Regions from separate parts of the Mus musculus genome. Here region 1 is linked to region 2. The links are chromatin loops, found by intact Hi-C in ENCODE. Cell type or tissue: heart. All regions are shown on one strand. Region 1 overlaps Grk1 (G protein-coupled receptor kinase 1). Region 2 has its middle 33 kb from the start of 1700029H14Rik.

What was found. Hi-C counts contacts between places; a loop is a spot of excess contacts. Peaks named below come from ENCODE experiments on the same cell type or tissue, not always from the same donor. Only the 100,000 strongest peaks of a DNase experiment are listed, where the experiment ranks them.
Region 1: a loop joins it to region 2, with 2.7 times the contacts of the local background. A loop is called at or near these places in 12 of 42 quality-filtered maps.

Annotation. Positions count from the first base shown.
Region 1 is chr8:13,411,814-13,414,313 of GRCm38, reverse strand. It overlaps Grk1 (G protein-coupled receptor kinase 1), which reads right to left. Exons shown (of 7, transcript NM_011881.3): 5 at 1,141-1,265. Among named protein-coding and RNA genes, the nearest start is that of Grk1, 8.0 kb to the right of the region's middle. In heart, a CTCF peak has its summit at 951 (motif pointing left); a DNase peak (open chromatin) is centred at 153; H3K27me3 peaks cover 1,182 bases.
Region 2 is chr8:13,527,862-13,530,361 of GRCm38, reverse strand. No RefSeq gene overlaps it. Among named protein-coding and RNA genes, the nearest start is that of 1700029H14Rik, 33 kb to the left of the region's middle. In heart, a CTCF peak has its summit at 1,358; DNase peaks (open chromatin) are centred at 231, 821 and 1,151; H3K27ac peaks cover 820 bases.

The DNA of each region.
Region 1 (2,500 bases), 120 kb after region 2:
GGTAAATGCACCACTTCACTTGAGCCCTGGCCAAGCCTCAAGCCTTAGGACTTGGTGCTCACCCTCACTGGGGTGGGTGTGGGCAGTGGGCGTGACCGGTGGGCGTGGCCAATGTCATCCGGTGGGCCCCTCCCAGGTGGCTTGGCTTTGAAAGGCTCCCATCTCAGGACGGAGAAACAAAGTCAAAAAGTGAAGTCTCCAGCCACACTCTCCAGCTGTTTTAAAGGGTGGTGCCGGTTGACTTATCCACATGTTTACACAGCTGGACAGCCACTGCACAGACTATGACCAGAAGCGAACGTTGTTGCCTGAGAGCTTGACTGAGCATGGTGTTACAAAACCATGAGAAGCCTAAGAAATAGGCTTGCCTTACTTCTGGTCAGCTTTGGTGGAGTCTCCTAAACAAAGCTCCCCACACCTAAAGTGTATGACGAAGACAGTGTGGCTTGCTCCCCAGGCATCCCCCATAGCAAAGCCGGTGCTCATCATCTCTCTGGCAGGCACAGGCAGAACAAACGCAGCATGTGGAACCTGAACGAATGTTCACGCACACAGGCCTAACTAAGGTCTGTCACTGTGGAGGCCTGTGAGACTCAGACACTTCTCCACGTTTGGCCAGGATCACATGACAACATAGAGCTGTAAGCTCAGGCGAGGTCAAGGTAGCCACAAGTAGGTGGACACTGTCCCTACTGGGACATAAAATAGCTTCTGGCCCAGACCAACCTCTGTGTGTAAACAGAAATGAAGAGCAGAGAAACTATATAGGGTGGTTGTCCGAGGCCCCAAGAGCAATGTCCTGGTGGCCACTGCTAGCTAGGGACCCGGCAGTGGCCTCCTTGTGAAGTCAGCACCAAAAGGACCTAATGATAGAAGCCACTGTCAAACCAGGGAGAGAGGTCCAGTCTCAGCTAGAGCATGTTTGCTCTGCCACCTGCTGGCCGTGGTGTGCAAAGACAGTTAGAATCTTCCAACAGCTCTACTCTCAGGTCTCAAGAACAGGCAGGCTTTGGGACAGAATATCCTGCAGGACCAGGAACCCAGAGCCTGTGCTCCTTATATAGTCCTTGGCACAACCCAACCCATCCATGTCTGCCCCAGAATGGACCCTTTCAGGGGTTCCTGCCAGACGGCACCTACCTTCTCTCCTCGGGCTCGGAAGGGTCCTCTGGCTGCGATCATCTCGTACAATGTGACCCCCAGGGCAAAGTAGTCCACAGAGAAGTCGTATTCTTCACCTCGCAGGAGCTCAGGGGCCATGAAACCTGCCGCCACGAACATATGTAGGTTCATAGATGCACCTGCTTTCCCACAGCGTGGCTCCTACCCAGTACTCACAGCCCTACTGAGGCTCTAGTGATACCCTACCCCCAGGGGAGTGAGTGGTCTCCCCACCAGTGACTTGGAGGCCAAAAACCTCTTTGTTGTCATTTCAGGACATTGAGCATTACCCTGGCCACTACCCACTGGATGCCCACAGTGCTAACAACCAAAAACGTCTTCCAGCCTAGCCAAAGATTCCTAGGAGCAGAATTGCCGGGGTCAGGAATCTCACTAATGTGGGATATGAAGCCTCCACTCAGATTCAGGACAGTGTGCTTATGCTGTGTGTGACTCCTGGGTTAGACGAACGTGACAGATGCTGCTGGGACCTTCTCACTCTCCTCTTATAAGGATACAGACGTGAGCTCTGTGTCCTGTAATCCAGAGTGAGCCCAGTGACCCAGGCGCTGTGGCCAAAGCCTGAGGAACACGGGTGATGGGGTCACAGTCCTATGCTGTCCTCAGTCACTTTGTTCCTTGAACCTTCTTTTATTACCTACAGTGAAGCTATAGCTGAATGCACTCAAAGAACAGCACCTGATAGCATAGCCACTGTGTGGCCTTCTCCACAAGCGTGGCCTCCCTGGTCCTCCTAGCTGCCTGCTCACAACCAGACCATTTTCATGAAAATCTCAACCCCTTACAACCCACCACACATATTAGTACCCAGCGTCTGCAACCCAGTGTATAGACCATCTCCTCCCGCCCATTCTGTTGGCTTCTCCGCCCCATGTAACAGGCCATGGAATTGCTCCTGCACTCCTAGCCCTTCTGGAAGGTGAATTGTCCAGCATCCCTTTCCGGAGCCACGCGCACCACCTCTCCACTTCAGGATGCCACCAGTGTCCACCCAGTGCCACCCCCGGTAGTGTCAGACTATACTCTGACCATGCCACCCTTTGCCTTCATGTTTTGGGTTTTTACAAAGAATATTGTTGTTCCAGAGCCAGCACCCATGGGTCACTGGATGAGGGAGCAAGTGTGTTTCTTGTCTCATTGTCTCCTGGAATGCAAGCTTCTAGTTTGCACCCTAACTCAGCATTTCCAGAGCCTACACTGCGGTCAGGATTTACACTGTGGTCCCAGGCAAAGGATTTACGAGGTAGGGTTGCCACTGCATCTCAGTAAGCTCAGGAAGGTAAAGATTAGGCAAGCAATGGCGCCCTCTACTGGCCAA
Region 2 (2,500 bases):
AATCAGACACCCAGGACCTTAAGGTCCTCACTTCTCATTACCCTCAGCATCTGAGGCGATAGAGGACAGGACAGAGGGTGGCTTCAGGGGCTCCATGTGTGGGACAGGAGCTTCTCCTCAAGTCTGTGGCAGATATAACCCCTCTCTTGGCTGGGTGCCTGGTAGTTGGATCCTGTGGATTCTGGCGAGGATATTCAGGGCTTGGCTCCCTCCAGCCTTGGCTTAAATCCCAGCCTCCGAAGCCTTAGCTCTGAGTCTCTGCCTAACCAAGAGCACAGTAGGCCCCACGCTGGGCCAGGCAGAGGGACACAGTGACCAGAACAGAGCACTTGATGTCAACACAACCAGTGTCAACAAGATTGGAGACAGGCCCTCGTGGGCACTGAGAGTGTGAAACCCTTGGAAAGGGACAAAGCCGCCTGCAAGAAACAGAACAAAGAGAACGGTTCCCCCATGCCAGGAACACAAAAGTGTTTGCACATGACCTGAGAGCACTTTTCATGTCCATGGATAGGGAGACTTCTAGCCTATAGGTGCCTGCCGTGGGCTCACTTCTCCCAGCCTTGGTGAAGCCACCCAGGTGTGTGGAGAACTGGCTCTGTAGATGCTGGGCCAGCTGCTGTCCAAGGAGTGCTGAGGCCTCGCCTCCTCTCAGGCTCAGGTTACGTCTCCCTGACGCCCGAGCTCCACTTCCCTCTGTCCATCCACGAGCTGGCTCACATTCAGGGTCCAGGAAGGCTCCAGCTAGGCTATGAGTGGATGAGACCACGGGTGAAGCTTCTCCCCTGTGCGGGGCTGAGGTCCCAGTGTGAGCGGGTCCAGCCCACTCCTCTGGCAGACCAGGCTGTACCCACAAGAACATTCTTCCTGGCCACAGGGCCTCCACAGAGCCCATTAAAACAGCCCTCTTGACAGCCCCACATCTCAGGAATGCAGTTGTCTTCCCAGACAACAGAATCTCAGACTTGGAGGCAGTCAGACCAGAACCCCGTGCCTCACGTGTTCTGGAATTGACAAGATAAATAACCGTCACTTCCAAGGAAAAACAAAAATTCCACTTTCCTTTTAAACACCCTGGCTACACATGTCTCTAAATCTGGAGGAACACAGAGTTTCTCTTCCAGGAATCTCCCTGGGCTTTGTGGGCCACCGCTGAGTCTGTGGCACATTCCTTCACCAGCAGAAATGGGCCCAAGTTTGTATCACTCACGTGGACAGACGGCCCTTGTTAGGGATAGGAGCATGTGTGCTCAACTGGAAGGGGTCCTGGGGTCTCAAAAAGCTGGAGGTCTACAGTGGGAAAGTACAGAGGGGACCTAGTGAGTCTGCACTGTGAGGTAGACTGCCCCCAAGCCGCTAGTGAGGTGATCTGCACCTGGCCGAGGAGCTGCGAACTCTGTCAGATTTAGATACAACAATCCCTGAGTCATGATTATGAACTATGCAGCTCAACTATCCTGAAGCAGGGGGCATGTGGATGGCTCAGGCCATCCACCCAGTGATAGGGAAACACTGGGCAGACTGGGGATAGGAGGTCTCTGCAGTGAAGCAGCAACCATGAAGTGAGGGATAGATCTCTGAGGAAGACCCACAGGCCTTGACAGGGCAGGAGGAGGGGCCGAGTGAGTGAGGTACTTGTAATGTCAGTGTTGTGGGACAGCCACACAGTGTGCCCAAAGCGAGATGTCCAGCCGTTGTCCCACTGAGGGCTCAGTGACAAAAAGATTGCACTATTCCAGCCTCAGTGCAGAAACCAAGGGTCCCTTCCAAGAATTGATGTTTTCTTGCAGTGTAAGGCCCACCAGGGTGGTACTCTCCTCTGCCAGCAAGTGGAGCTATGGATTTTTTTCTCCCCGCAAGCATCATTTTGCAGTAGAGGCAAACAGGAAGGCTGAAGGCTCTGAGACGTGGGCTCCTTGCAGAGTGTCTGGGATGAATGGGAAGGGTGAGCTGCTACACTTCTCTGGCAGTCATAAGATCCCCTCCATAGAAAAGAACAAGAGCACACACATCGGGGGCTGGAGAGCCACTGGCTGTCTCGGTGACTTTTATCTGCAGTAGTCACTCATTAAACACCCTGATTTCCCAGTACTTACTAGTACTGAGGTGACAGTCGTGTTGCCTAGCATCCTTCTACAAGGGCACCTCGAAGCACCACCACATCCTTCCTAGAGTTTCAAAACATTTTCATCACTCCAGAAAGGCGCCACATGTCTCACAAGTATGCAGCCTCCGTTCACTTCCCTGGCAATTATTACCCTTCTTCTATGTCTATGGACCGGACTTCTGTCCCAGCCACTGTTCTATTGCTGTGAAGAGACACCATGACCAAGGCAACTCTTATAAAGCGTTCCATTGGGCTTGGCTTATGGTTTCAGAGGGTCAGTCCATTATCGTCATGGTGGGTAGCATATGGCATGCAGGCAGACATGGTGCTGGAGAAAGAGCTGGGTCTACAGGCAGCAGGAAGAGACAGACAGACAGACAGACAGATGGACAG